Linked DNA regions of Mus musculus: all the other regions are linked to region 1. The links are chromatin contacts, found by POLR2A ChIA-PET in ENCODE. All regions are on one chromosome and are shown on one strand. Each heading gives the region's core, a stretch centred on a gene start or an enhancer-like site at or near the end of the contact. The rest is flanking DNA. Distances are from core to core; before and after follow the strand shown. Region 1 holds the start of Zfp384 (zinc finger protein 384). Region 2 holds the start of Gapdh (glyceraldehyde-3-phosphate dehydrogenase). Region 3 holds the start of Usp5 (ubiquitin specific peptidase 5 (isopeptidase T)). Region 4 holds the start of Spsb2 (splA/ryanodine receptor domain and SOCS box containing 2). Region 5 holds the start of Mrpl51 (mitochondrial ribosomal protein L51).

Region 1 (2,700 bases), core at 110-2,609:
TGGGAAACAATAAGAAAAGGCTTTTATCTCTCTCTCTGCAAGCGCTGGTGTTGGTTACTTCAATAATTCTATCACACTGTAAAGGAAAAAAAAAAAAGAAAAACCATTTGAGATGACCCCATCTCTCCCCAAATCATTAAACCAAGATTGTCTTACCCTCTCTCTCTCTTCCTCCTGTCGTCTTATTCCTTCTCCTTTCCAGGGCTCCTGAACTTTCTGGAAACAAAATTGTCTAGGTTACAGAGGCCAGTATGTAAAGGCCACCAGAGAACTGTGGAGAGCCTCACAAGTTGACTGTCAGCAATTTGGAAAGCGGACAGCTTCCCCAACCAACAATCCAAGGATGGAAGGGCTAGAGTCACAGGCGTTGAGTGACACCCACTAAGTGTACATAAGGGAAATAAAGCCAGTTCCCCAAAACTAAGATGAATTCTATTAGCAGCATTTGGGTTCCACTCCTGGGCTCAGACACTTAATTCTTCGTTCCCCCCAGGGCTACAGGGAACCAGGAGTCAGAGGTGAAGGAAGGTCCCTGCTCCTGGGAAGTGGCTTTAGAAAGCAAAGCTGAGGGTAGGGGGGATGCCCTAGCCCTGTGTCAGGCACAGTGCCAAGTTCGGGCCCAGCCACTTCCTCTAGCCTCGCCCCCCCAACCCCCCAACACACACACTTCAGCTAGGACTTCGCCCCCTTCCTACCCAAGGCCTTGTGCCAAGAAGTACTTCCTTCAACCTTCAGTGGTCTATATACTGGAGGCTCCCAGCTGTCCCCCTAAAACCTTCGCTCCCCCGAGACACCGAACCCGGTCCTTCCTCCCGATGTCAAGTCCCACTCCTTCCTCAAAGACCGGTCTCTGGGACGTCCCTCCTTCACCCCTCCAGGGAGCTGAACTCTGCCACCCACTAGACAGGCACCCGCCCCCTAAACCCCCCCCATTCCTCCTCAGCGCCCGCTCCTCCACCGCCGCCACTTCCGGTTCCGGGACAGTCGCACTCACAGTCCCATCGTGGACCCCCCCCTCCCCACTCGCCCGAGGTAAAGGGGGGGGGGGAGGAGCGAGGGGCAGCGGCGCGCACCGACTGCAGCGGCGCGACACTCACCAGGCGGCGGCGGCGGCGGCGACGCCAGCGCCAGAGCCAGCGCGCGGGAGGGGCGGCGGTCACCGGGGAAGGAAGGAGCCGAGGGAGCGGGAGGACCCGCGGGGCGCGGGCTCGGAACCGCGAGGCGGGGCTCGCCGGCATGCACCGCAGGCGCCAGACGGACCCCGACGCTCGGCCGGGCGGCGCGCGAGACACCCGCAGGGCGGGGGCGCGAGGCGAGGTGTGGGGGGGCCCCCGCCCTCCTGGACACTCACCCGGAAGTGGTGCTGCGGCTCGTGCTCCCGGGAACCCCGAGTCCTCCACGCCCACTCCCCCCCCACCCCCCCCAACAGCTTCAATGTGCAGTCGTTTCTCGGAGAAGGCGGGAGAGCCGGAAACGAAAACGGGGGGGGGGAGGAAAGTAGCGGGGGGAGGGCGGCAGCAGGAAAGGAAAGGGGGGGGAAACAGGTCAGAGTCCGAGTCACTTCCGAGAGCCGCTCGAGCACATCCGGTGCTGTTAGGGCTCGGACATCTTGAGGGCAGAAGTTACGACACGTAAGGGCGGAAGTAGCTCCTTACCCGGGGACCGGTGGAGCGCTCGGTGGATGTGACGCCCAAACCGGACGTGAAGGCAGCGTGTGTTAAAGGGCTGAAGCTGAGCATCAGGAGAGCGTTCCCGGGCTTCCGGAAGAGACCTCTGGGGAAGTGGGAGGATGGAAGCTAGACGGGTTCATGAATTATGCATCAAGACACTAAAGACAGTTTAGATCGCCCCTCTTTTTCTAGATTTGCTTTACTTTTATGTGCGTTTATCTGTGCCTATGCATGCCGTGTGTGTACAGGAGTTACCGCTACCTGCTTCCAGCTTCACTGTGTGCGATCTGGGAACCGAACCTCCGGTCCTCTGGAGGAGCGGCCAGCTGAGCCAACTCTTCACCATGCGGAATCCTTTTTGATTTATTTTTCGAGACAGGGTTTCTCTGTATAGCCCTGGCTGGCCTGGAACTCACTTTGTAGACCAGGCTGGCCTCGAACTCAAAAATCCCCCTGCCTCTGCCTGGGGTTAAAGGCGTGCGCCACCACGCCCGGCAAAGATTTATTTATTTTTTTATTTATTTGAGTACACTGAAGCTGTCTTCAGACACACTAGGAGAGGGCATTGGATCCCATTACAGATGGTTGTGAGCCATGATCGCTGGGAATTGAACTCAGGACCTCTGGCAGAGCAGTCGATGCTCTTAACCACTGAGCCATCTCTCCAGTCCGACCATGCGGAATCTTAAAAAGACGGGAGTCACAGCTCATTTCTTAATGGACTAGGTTGTTGTAGGACGTTACCCTTTTTTCTTGGATCTTCCCGAATGTCTTTTTGCTGAGCTAGAGTGGGGGAAACTAATTTCTTTGAATATTCAAGAAAGGTAAGAAGGCCCATAGTTGTTTGAGGTTTCGGGATCGGTGCTATCAAAGTTCAATCGGTCTTCCTCTGACCACTCCGTTACTCTTTTCACTTTGGTCTTTTCTTTTTGCCAACACCCACATCTCTTATCTTCTTACCGGGTTTTAATTCTAAGTACAACATTCAGCGTACCTGCTGTTGTTTACAGCTCACCTGGTGTTGTTGCCC
Region 2 (2,700 bases), core at 195-2,694, 160 kb before region 1:
GCCTCTCCTCCCCACCACTGCGCTGGGGCCACTCCCACCCTTCCCACCCTGTTCATCTGGCCTGCTCCCCGCTCATGGGAAGCCTGGGCACGGGCCACACAGCTGTCAGTCTAACACAGCCTTGGCTCTGGGGCCCCAAGGAGGTAGGGCAATCTGGAAGGGCAAGGAGCCAAGACTAGATTTGGGGTGCAGCCCAGCGTGCTCCCTGCCTTTTAAGCAAAGGTTATCACCAGGCCAGCTAAACTTAGCAATAGGCTCTTGAGCTAGATGAGCAGGGGGCTGGTTTCATGTTGCACTGGCCTAGCAAAGAGGCGCCAGAGTCCCCCTGCCCTGCACCTGCTACAGTGCTCCCAAGCCCTTCCACCCTTCCCAGCCTCCCTACCCTTCGGAGTGAAGAATCCCGGTCTCGAAAAGACAAAATAAAACCAAAGAATGCCTTTTCTCCCTTCCACTTGTGGCAAGAGGCTAGGGGCTTCCCTGTCCTGGCTCAGGGGTATAATATTTCCTCTCCTGTGTTCTCCCCTCACTGATCTCACCCTGTGTCCACGAGGGCAGCCAAAAAAGGAGAGTCCCTGGCTCCAGGGCCAGTCAGCACGTCCCTGGATGGGGAGGGACTTCCGCCCTCACGTCCCAACTCTCCACCCTGGGGCTACAGTGGGTGAAAGGGGCAGTGTCTCCTAGCCTGGGCGGGGCAGCTCTCAGGTTCCGAGGAGGGATACTATAGGAGGCCTCTGAGCCTCCTCCAATTCAACCCTTAAGAGGGATGCTGCCCTTACCCCGGGGTCCCAGCTTAGGTTCATCAGGTAAACTCAGGAGAGTGTTTGTAAGTCTCAATTATCAGGTTTCCAGGCTGCAGGGCATCCTGACCTATGGCGTAGCAATCTCCTTTTCAAGCGTCTTCCTGGCCACCCCCTTGCCCTCACAGCGCGGTACACAAGCCAGGCCTCTGGCCAAAGACAGAAGCCAGGAGGGGGGGGGGGGCAGATAGGGAAATGGGGCTCCTGAGGGCTCCCGCGGGAGGAAAAGTGCCCCCACCCTGGCATTTTCTTCCACTCTTTTTTTTTTCGGGGGGGGGGGTTGCTGTGTCACTACCGAAGAACAACGAGGAGAAGATCCTCAACTTTTCCGCAGCCTTTTCAATAATGGGGAGAGGTTCGATGATGCAGTGGCAGGGAGACCCACACTTCTCCATTTCCCCTGTTCTCCCATTTTACTCGGGAAGCAGCATTCAGGTCTCTGGGTCCTGGATGTCCTTGGTGCACACTCCAAGGACTCCTCGTCCTTAAGTTCATAGTCTGTATTCCCTGAGTCCTATCCTGGGAACCATCACCCGGTCACCTCCTGAGCGGGGCAATCTCAGCTCCCCTCCCCCTATCAGTTCGGAGCCCACACGCTTGGTGCGTGCACATTTCAAAAATGAGGCGGGTCCAAAGAGAGGGAGGAGGGGAAATGAGAGAGGCCCAGCTACTCGCGGCTTTACGGGTGCACGTAGCTCAGGCCTCTGCGCCCTTGAGCTAGGACTGGATAAGCAGGGCGGGAGGCGGGGCGCGCGTCATCAGCTCCCCCCCACCATCCGGGTTCCTATAAATACGGACTGCAGCCCTCCCTGGTGCTCTCTGCTCCTCCCTGTTCCAGAGACGGCCGCATCTTCTTGTGCAGTGCCAGGTGAAAATCGCGGAGTGGGCCGCAGGAGGCCGGGGACAGTCGGAAACTGGGAAGGGGAGTGGGCACTGTACGGGTCTAGGGATGCTGGTGCGAAGTGTGCAAGCCGGACCCAGGCTCCGCATTGCAGGGGGGGGATGATGGAGGACGTGATGGGGCGCACGGCGGGAATGGAGGCGGGGTGGGGGAGGGGACTGCCTGGTGTCCTTCGGGCCACGCTAATCTCATTTTCTTCTCCTGCAGCCTCGTCCCGTAGACAAAATGGTGAAGGTCGGTGTGAACGGGTGAGTTCCAGGGCGGGGCCCTGCTCCGTTGCCTACGCAGGTCTTGCTGACCCGGGGGCTCTGCAGTACTGTGGGGAGGTGGATGAGGTGGCCGAAGCGCCCAAGGAGACCTCAAGGTCAGCGCTCGGACCTGGCGATGGCTCGCACTTGCGGCCCCCAGCTGCTGCACCTCTGGTAACTCCGCCTTTGCGGGGATGAGCGGCCCGGAGTCTTAAGTATTAGGAACAACCCCACGCGCCCGTTCAGACCCATCCCGTAATCCCCAGTCCGGGGCTTCTTTCTTTACTTTCGCGCCCTGAGGAGTCACGTGCCAGGAGGGAAGCCCCTCCCCCATCTCCCCCTTCCTCGGGGTCGGTGGCATGGCGTTGTGAGGTGCATACCTTTGCGCATCATCTCCCAGGCTTGGGCTTCCTTTAGGGTAACTGGCCGCCGCCATGTTGCAAACGGGAAGGAAATGAATGAACCGCCGTTATGAAATCTTGCTTAGGCCTTCCTTCTTCCTAGCTTGTGACTAACCTCATTCCTCTCGGCTGGGTGGAGTGTCCTTTATCCTGTAGGCCAGGTGATGCAAGGCTTCCGTGCTCTCGAGAGAGTTCTACCTCACAATCTGTCTCACCTTATTAGCCTTAAAAGCCCTTGAGCCTTATTGTCCTCGGGCATAATGCGTATTCTAGATTATTCTCTGAAAATCAAAGCGGACTTACAGAGGTCCGCTTGACCTCCCAACCCCAGAGGTAGTTATGGCGTAGTGCAG
Region 3 (2,700 bases), core at 175-2,674, 180 kb after region 1:
AAGGCAGAAAGTCAGCTAATGAAAAAAGAGATCATGTATTTGAAAGACAGCAAGGAGGGGTATACGGAAGGGTTTGGAGGGAGGGACAGGCAGATATGACAAGATTATATTAGAGCCTCAAAAATAAATAATAAAAGGGGGAGGGATGGAGAAAGTAGGGTTCCAGTGGCAGTGGGAATGAGGGCTCATGTAAACAAGCTAGGCAGAGGCCCGCATCCAGACAGCCTCCCTGCATTCCCCAGCCCAGCCCAGTATACCTGAATAGGAGTGCGCTGGATGCCAGCACTAGGTGAACGAGGGTCTGCTACTCGAGCCACTTGCTTGTTGCGTGGCAGAGGCCGTGCTGGAGTGCCTGAGACGCTCTGAGTCGAACCCATCTCCACTGGGGCTGGGGACGGGGCCCGGCTGTGCAGATGCAGAGGAAGGGACGTCCGTCAGAAGAGACTCAGAGCTTACTGCTTCCGTGTCGGACCTCTGACCCCATACCCACCCGATCTTCCCAGCTTCCAGCAGAGGAACCTCCGGGTCGCTAGCCCAGAGAACTCTGCAAGGATAACGAATGGAGATTTTTAACAGAGCAGTCAGGTCTGCGGGAGCCTTCGTATTTAACCACTAATTCATTCACATTACTTACCGGGCCCCAGCTCGACCTCTGCCCGAACACCAGCTAGAGAAATAACTCCCAAAGCCCGGAGTTTCAAACTTCCCTCCACGCCCCCTGCCCCGACCCTATTGGCTAAGCCGAAGCAGACTCTCATAGGCCAGTTGTGGAAAATGCGCCTTCCGGAGCAGAAAGCCATTGGTCTGAAGGATGTCTATCATGAGGACTGGCCAATGGGCTGAGGACTGGCTTGCCCTCCGGTGGTGGCTCCGTGAGCTGGGGACTTTTGTTTAGTATCAGCCTGACAGCGGTGGACTTGATGGGTGCCACTCGGCCTTTCTGTTTCATTAAACAAAATAGAATGAGTTATCAGACTGTATGCACAAAGCCAGCTGGAGACGGAGTTAATATGGTTTGTCTAAAGCGAAACAGCCATCCTTATTGGTTGACGGAGTTATCACGCATCTCTCAAAATCGCCTCATTGACTACTGCTTTTCAAATACCAAGACAAGTGCTTTCTGATTGGACGAGTCCTTGGCAAAGTTTCAGTAATCAATGCGTTTAAACAATTCACAGTTTCTGCTCTGCACGTAAGGCATTCTAGAGTCCTTGAATCACAGCTCCTGCAACTCCCAGCCCTCCTGGAACCGCCACATGAGCACTTGCCCTGGGAGAGCAGGATTGGTCCTTTCGGCCATCAGTTGTACCCGCGGCGCTTTTTATTGGTATTCGCTGAGTGGGGGCAGAGGGTGGAGCGCCAGGAGGCAGGCTGGGTCCAACTGCCGATCTCGCGCGTCTTGCCTTTAGCGCATGCGCACACTGAGTCGCGCTCATTGGATGCGAGAGACGGAGGGGGGCGGTACTAGGTACAGTGGGAGCTGCTGTGTGAGGAGGAGCTGCTGCCGGTGTCATGGCGGAGCTGAGTGAAGAGGCGCTGCTGTCAGTGTTACCGACGATCCGTGTCCCCAAGGCGGGAGACCGGGTCCATAAAGACGAGTGCGCTTTCTCTTTCGACACGCCGGTAAGCCCATTCCCCACGCCCGCGACGACCACGACTTCCTTCCATTGCCCTGGTCATTCGGCCAGGCCTGCAAACCTTGGGCTACCGCCTCCTTGCGATGCACCCTGGGACTTGTAGTTTTCTCCATACCTCTCTGCTTTTGCTTTTCATTCTCTGTAGCTGTAGTATGACTACCACTCCCGGAAGCTACAGCTCTCGCCTTGCCCACTCCTGGTCTCGTGAAGCATTATGGGCATTGTAGTTGGCCATGTCCCTAGTTCCTATTCTAAGTTCGAATTGTAACCCGTACGGCGAACTACATCCCCCAGGCGACTCCCAGAAAAACCCTTGAATGTGGCCTTGCACGTTGCGCAGGGCTCTCCGGGTTTTGTAGTTTCATGTGGGAGGAGTAGGGGCGACTCCCCGCTGTTCAGGGCAAGGGTTGAGATTGGGAAGGTATGTATCCTGCAGCTTCTAGTCTGGAAGAGGATGCCAATCTGTGAAGAAGTCCGATTTAGAGAAACACTGAGTTAAATAGCCTCCACTAGTGGTTAATTTGGACAGGGGATGAGGAGGTGGGCCATTGGTCAGGGAGGAGGAAAAATACCCAATGGAGAGTTCTAGTCGTTTTTTCCTTTGAAGTGAACTATAGCCGCGACCCCTCCCATTCCTCCGTCCTTCACAGGTTGCCGAGACAACCCCTCTCTCAAGTATTCCTTAGAAAGGGTTTCTTTGGAGGATGCTAAGGCCCCTTTCTCGTCTTGCTCCCACTCTTGTCTAGTTAGACAAAGCCGCCACCCACACCGTGCTTCACGTTCTGCAGGCTCCACCTTGTACCTCCCTTCCTGCAGTTCTGCCTTCCTGTGTCATCTTCAGCCAGAGAGGAGCCTTCAGGCCCTAACTGAAAGGGCCGCAGTTTGGTTGGGATCCGCCCCCTTCATCACCCCTCCCCTCTAGCGGTTGTTGGGCCCTGCCCAGAGCTTTAAGCCAGACCAGCTCATGGCCTGAAAACTGCAAGTCAGACTGGAAAGGCTTCATTAATGCATCCCCAGTGCCAAGTATAGCAGCATAATGTGATGCCCACTTCAGGACCAGTCC
Region 4 (2,700 bases), core at 124-2,623, 200 kb after region 1:
AGAAGGGATTGTGGTTCCTCCACTGCGGAGAGAGAAGGAAGACAAGGTAAGTAAGCAACTCCAGGCATCCTTGAACTTGAGATCCTGCTCAGGCACCCTTCCTTCTTCCTCCATTTCCACCGCCACCTCAGCTGAGGGAGACCCAAAGGCTCTGAATTTGTGCATCACATCCAATAGGGATTGGGAGTGAAGCTAGATCCAAGGCCATCTAAGTGACAGGCCAAAGTGACAAGAAGCCTACTTCCTGTGCTCCAACCATGAGTTTCCAGCCCAAACCATTGCCAAGAGTAGTGATCTCCCCACACCTAGTCCGTATCTCACCTCTTCTTTCGCCCATGTAGCGGATGCGGACCTGGCACTGGCCCCAAACAGCACTTACAGAGGGATAGAGGGTCCTCCCCTTCAGTCCACGGAAGGCTGGTCCCAGGTACGTGCCCCCAATAGAGTAGCCAAGAGTCCCCTCCTCCATGTCCAGAACCACCAGCAGTCTCTCTGGCACCACTAGCTGCTCACCCTGAGGTCCAGCTGGATACTGGGGGGCCTCGAGGCCCTTACTCTGATGATACAATTTTCCCCGCCCAATATCCCAGCCCCAGGACTCGCTGTTGCTGCCCAAAAGCGCCGCATAGTGGTCAGCCTGCAGCGGGGCGAGGGCGGTGGCCACGCCCACCACGGCGTGTGTGCCCCTTTGCTCCAGGGGCCAGCTGATCTCCCAGGCGTGCAGACCTCTCGAATAGCCCCGTTTCCCCCGGACTCCATCAGTGCTCTGGGCCACAGGGCGCCGCTCAAAGCACAGACCCCCTTCCTTGACATCGATGTTCTCGGAGCAATCCTTGGGGTTCCAGCCGTGGTGCCGTTGGGCAACCAGGTCAGGAGGGGGAGCAGACAGGAGCTCCTCCAAGCCCTCGGGAGGAGAGAAGTCCGAGTACAGAGCCTGCGAGGTAGGGGTGCTGCTGCTGCCCCTTGCCAGGGCCGTCTGGCCCATGAGGAGAGCCGCTGAAGAACTTCTCAAAACAGGCTTGCTGGGGCGTCTCGCTTTTGAAAGTTGAGCTCCGGATCGTCCCCTGGAGTGGTGTGGAGACAGAAAGGACTGTTAGGCGCATCATCTTTCCCTAGGACTCCCATCCGTTCACCGGTGTATGCCAACCAGCCTGGTCTTCCCTTGGTCCCCTAACCATCCCAGGTCTATCACTCTGCTTTCACCCTATCTGTGTCGCGCCCCCCAAGTTTCTCAGGAGCTCTCTCTCCCTCAGACCTTACCGTGAACCGTCCCCTTGCTGGCTCTAACGCCGGGCCCCTACCCCGCACCTCACTGTCCCCCTAGCTCGCAGAGACCTCTGTGGAAGTACAGATAGGGAAGGCTAGAAGCGCCCCTGACCAGCCACTGCTTCCGGCTCCAGCGGGGCTGCGGACGCCCGCCCGCGCTCCGCCCCTGGGCTCTGTGGACGATTAACCCTATCGTCACCTCCCAGACCACGGCGGCCACACCACTTACCGCCTTGAGAACCCACCGGCTACAAAGAATCCAGGCAAAAAATAAGTGACGACTCCAGACGTGGACAAGCGCGCATGCTTTGTGGAGCACACTCTTTGAGTGGGTAACCTCTTGTCCCTCCCAGGACTCCCTGGCGTCAGACTCTTCAGCAGTTTATTTTTCCAAAGCCACCTGACAGCTGCGTGCCCCACCCTCCCCCCCATCCCAGACTAGAATTAACCCTTTGATGACGTCATCGCCTTGGATTCTGTGTGTGTGTGTGTGTGTGTGTGTGTGTGTGTGTGTGTGTAGACTTCTCCACTGGAGACCTTTGCTCTCTCTGCCTGAGCTAGTCATTCCTGAGGCCCTAAGATCAGTAAGCGGCCTTGACACCCTTCCTGAACTCCTGCTCCTGTGTTCAGGAGAATGTAGGGATTGAGACTACTGTCCCCTGCGGCTCCCTAGGTTGCTGAAGCCTTAGTCCTTCATCCTCCTGCTTCAGCCTCCTGAGTAATGGAACTACGAGTGGGCACGCTGTCTGGTGGATGTGTGCTTTAAGGGTTAGTTTTGAGTGTCGTTTGATCATTAGCTACATTATCATGGAGAGGTTGCTGTTGAAGTTTGACCTCCTCGAAAGCCTCTTGATAACAGTTCAAAAATCCCAAAGTGGCTGGGCAGTGGTGGTGCAACACCTATAATCCCAGCACTTGGGAGGCAGAGGCAGGCGGATCTCTGAGTTCAAGGCTAGCCTAGTCTACAGAGTGAATCTATGCCAGGGCTAGACAGAGAAACCTTATCCCAAAAAAATCCCATAATGCCACCGTGTGTGTGTGTGTGTGTGTGTGTGTGTGTGTGTGTGTGTGTGAGAGAGAGAGAGAGAGAGAGAGAGAGAGAGAGACTGTAACCTCTGCTGGCCTAGAACTCCCTATGTAGACCACGTTGAACTCAAACTCACACTGATCAGCCTGCCTCTGCCTCCTGAGTGTTGGCATTAAAGGTGTGTACCCTGTGCCCAGCCTAATTTTAACCTTGTTGTTGTTGTAGTTATTGTTGTTTGGATGGCTTTGAAATAGTCTCTTGTAGCCCATCCTAGGACAGGACGGGCTCTGTAGCCAAGAGCTGGTCTTGAATCCCTGTTTCTCTTAGCTCTGCTTTCAGATGCTAGGATTCTAAGGGTATGATTCATACCCGGCTAATTTTAACTTAATTCTGATGTGAGGCTGCTG
Region 5 (2,700 bases), core at 155-2,654, 180 kb before region 1:
GTAATAGTAACAAAAGATCATGTGACTTAGGAACGAGGCAGACGTCAGAGTGCATGAGTAAATGTAGCACTGGGCATATCAGATTCCAAAGGAGCCCCATTTTTTTATTACATCGAGCACACAAAGCTCTCTCCTTGCTGGGATAAGTCCTGTTCCCCTTCTCCAGGGTGACACATTTCCCGTCCTATCTGTACTTCCCATGTCGGTTAAAGTGTTTGTAGAGATAGCTGATCCGTTTGTTAAGGTTATGCAGGTCCTCAATGAACATCCTGTTTCCCACAAATTTCTTCTTTCGGACACAACGCTGCAATTCATTTCCTCTCCAGCCTCGAAGCCATACTGGGCCCTTGATCAGTTCTTTTGGGTGCTTCTCGAAATTCCCTGTAACGTGACAGAATATATACTAGTTTCAAGAGAAGAGAAGTCAGCCTAGCCCAACTAGGCCTTCAACACAGTTTCATCTCCCTGATCAGAACTACTGACAGACAAGGCACACACCAGTCTAGTACAAGGGACAGAGTCTTTGTAACACTTGCTCTTCCAAAGGATTCCCCAGCACTCTCAACTGAAGGTTCACGACTGCCTGAAAGGGAAGTTCTAGGAAGTCACCCTGAACCTGCAGGCATTGCTTGAGCAGTACACGGTACACATTCAGAAAACACAAAAATCTTATTTAAAAAAGAAGAAAGAAAGAAAGGAGTAAAGACTTTGCAGCCAGAAATGTCTGGGTTCAAATACTGACACTCCCATTTACTCGCTTTGGCCCTCAGACCTGCCCACTACTGTGTTAGTGAGACTGAGTCCCGCACTCCTCACTATTCTCCGCATCTCAGACTGGTCTTGCCTGGCTTCATCTCCCGTGTAACAGGTTTGTGCCCCCAGGCTTGCCCCGGGCACATTACTATTCTCTCCACAAATAAAACCGAAAGAGTCAAGAGAGCATACTAATCCTTCAGAAACCAGGAATCGCGTCCTACCCAGGATTCCAATGTTGTCGTAGACGCCAAACAGAGCCCTCTTCTCGTTCCAGCGATCAACCACTTTGGGAGGTGGAAGAGTGAGCCTTACGAAGGCCAACCGTGGGACGCCTAGGGAAGGACAGAAGCATGAATCAGCACTGCCCAGTGACAAGCCGTTAGCCGGCCGTCCTACTACACTTAAGCCACTTACCCAGAGAGAAGCTTCGGCATGCCGAGGGCACCCAGCCCCACAGTCTCCTACTTGCCGCCCAAGGGACACTCCCTGCCATTACTCTAGCCTGTCCGCCTCAGTAGGGGCAGCAAACCAGCCGGAAAAATGGGGAGCGGGTGTGAATTCCAAAGCCAAGACACAGATTACAGTCCCAGGCGGGACTCACACGGTAGTGACAGTAAGAGGAGCCATTTTGGGCCTTACCCAGGTAGCTTAGGGAGTCATCCCAAGGTGGCTCGCACAGCCACAAGCCCCGCCCTCCAAGTTCCGGCCTGTGAGGCGCGTCCAGTCAAATACTTCCGGTTTAGCCCCTGGAAGAATGGAACCGCTGCGGTGTTTGTTGTCGCAGGAAAGGACGCCCCCAAACCGAAATTCCGTTAAAATAAGCTCTCTCCTGTCCCTTGCGCGTCCTCAACTGTGAGGGAAGTGGAGGACGGGAGCCTGGCGCTACGGCAAGCTGAGTTTTGCTGGGGCAGTATATTCCCGGAGTGTACAGGGCCGGGCGCCACATGGTTAAAAGCTGGACTGCTTTAGGCGGCCCGCGGAGAGACAACGGGTGACCATGCTTAGCCGACTACGGTAGAGATGCCGGGAAAGCGCAGACTCGGGGCCACGCCCCTCGCCCGCTTGCCCCGCCCCCGGGGCTGTGATTGGTTGGCTTCTCCAGCCTCTGTCGCGATTGGCCTCCTGGCAGCCGTTGAGGTTTGAACAGGGAATTGCGGGCTCCGCGAGCGCGACGCCTGGCGCTGAGGCGGGTCTCCGTCTCAGCCTGCCGCGGATTGGCCGGTTCCTCCGCTAGCTTGAAAACCATCTCGTTGTTTGGCGCGTATCCTGCCCTATTGTTTTCTTCCTTCCTTTTCAGCAGGGGGCTCTCCGGTTGAAGAAGCGGCGGGTGAGGGGTGTCGCGGGGTCCAGGTGAGATGTGGCAGTGCGAAAGGTTGGGAAGGGAAAGGTTGAGAAAAAGCAGGTCCAGGACGTGACGCAGCCTTTGCCGGAGTGCGGTCGGGAGCGACGGTCTGGTAGGGATGCCCTTGAGATCCAGTATGGCTGTGTGTCTGACAGATCAGAATCTGAATGTGTGGTGTGGGCAAAATCGCATAGCCTTACTACCCAATGTGTAAATTTGGTTGTTTCGTTCTGCACCCCATGAGACTGAAATCAGGCACAGGATAAGTAGAAGTTAATGTCCTTCCATTCCATTGATTGGGCTGGAACCCCAATGCTCAGTAAAATATTTCTTAAGGATTTTTTTCACTTTAAAATGGAAGCAATAAGTCTGTATGTATACACTGATTGTCACTTAATAGTTCATTAGTATTGTCTTGTGTTGTTGTGTTGTTGTTGTTGTTGTTGTTGTTGTTGTTGAGATGTACTCCTTGCAGCCTCACTGCAGTCCTGGCTGACATCAAACTCAGCAGTCCTCCTGCCTCAGCCTTCTAATGTTGCCTTTATACACATGTTCCACCACCCCTGGCTATTGACTAGTTTTTATCCCTTGATTCTTTTGAT

What was found. ChIA-PET counts read pairs that join two places held with the same protein, here RNA polymerase II (POLR2A).
Region 2: POLR2A ChIA-PET joins it to region 1 with 15 read pairs in Patski. The contact joins the promoter of Gapdh here to the promoter of Zfp384 in region 1. POLR2A ChIA-PET finds 5 or more read pairs at or near these places in 3 of 5 experiments (Patski and embryonic stem cell).
Region 3: POLR2A ChIA-PET joins it to region 1 with 40 read pairs in Patski. The contact joins the promoter of Usp5 here to the promoter of Zfp384 in region 1. POLR2A ChIA-PET finds 5 or more read pairs at or near these places in 3 of 5 experiments (Patski and embryonic stem cell).
Region 4: POLR2A ChIA-PET joins it to region 1 with 8 read pairs in embryonic stem cell. The contact joins the promoter of Spsb2 here to the promoter of Zfp384 in region 1. POLR2A ChIA-PET finds 5 or more read pairs at or near these places in 3 of 5 experiments (Patski and embryonic stem cell).
Region 5: POLR2A ChIA-PET joins it to region 1 with 11 read pairs in Patski. The contact joins the promoter of Mrpl51 here to the promoter of Zfp384 in region 1. POLR2A ChIA-PET finds 5 or more read pairs at or near these places in 4 of 5 experiments (Patski and embryonic stem cell).

The regions. Positions count from the first base shown.
Region 1 is chr6:125,007,897-125,010,596 of GRCm38, reverse strand. It overlaps Zfp384 (zinc finger protein 384), which reads right to left and starts at 1,359. Exons shown (of 12, transcript NM_001372420.1): 1 at 1,098-1,359; 2 at 157-216. 4930557K07Rik (RIKEN cDNA 4930557K07 gene) reads left to right here. Exons shown (of 4, transcript NR_130997.1): 4 at 203-421.
Region 2 is chr6:125,164,517-125,167,216 of GRCm38, reverse strand. It overlaps Gapdh (glyceraldehyde-3-phosphate dehydrogenase), which reads left to right and starts at 1,444. Exons shown (of 7, transcript NM_008084.3): 1 at 1,444-1,665; 2 at 1,906-1,946. The coding sequence starts at 1,924.
Region 3 is chr6:124,828,208-124,830,907 of GRCm38, reverse strand. Usp5 (ubiquitin specific peptidase 5 (isopeptidase T)) reads left to right here and starts at 1,424. Exons shown (of 20, transcript NM_001326594.1): 1 at 1,424-1,623. The coding sequence starts at 1,513. It overlaps Cdca3 (cell division cycle associated 3), which reads right to left and starts at 732. Exons shown (of 6, transcript NM_013538.5): 1 at 635-732; 2 at 258-405. The coding sequence starts at 377.
Region 4 is chr6:124,807,591-124,810,290 of GRCm38, reverse strand. Spsb2 (splA/ryanodine receptor domain and SOCS box containing 2) reads right to left here and starts at 1,373. Exons shown (of 3, transcript NM_013539.2): 1 at 1,261-1,373; 2 at 322-1,064; 3 at 1-22. The coding sequence starts at 985.
Region 5 is chr6:125,190,904-125,193,603 of GRCm38, reverse strand. Mrpl51 (mitochondrial ribosomal protein L51) reads right to left here and starts at 1,404. Exons shown (of 3, transcript NM_025595.3): 1 at 1,171-1,404; 2 at 978-1,088; 3 at 1-381. The coding sequence starts at 1,249. The coding sequence ends at 185. It overlaps Ncapd2 (non-SMC condensin I complex, subunit D2), which reads left to right and starts at 2,018. Exons shown (of 32, transcript NM_146171.1): 1 at 2,018-2,106.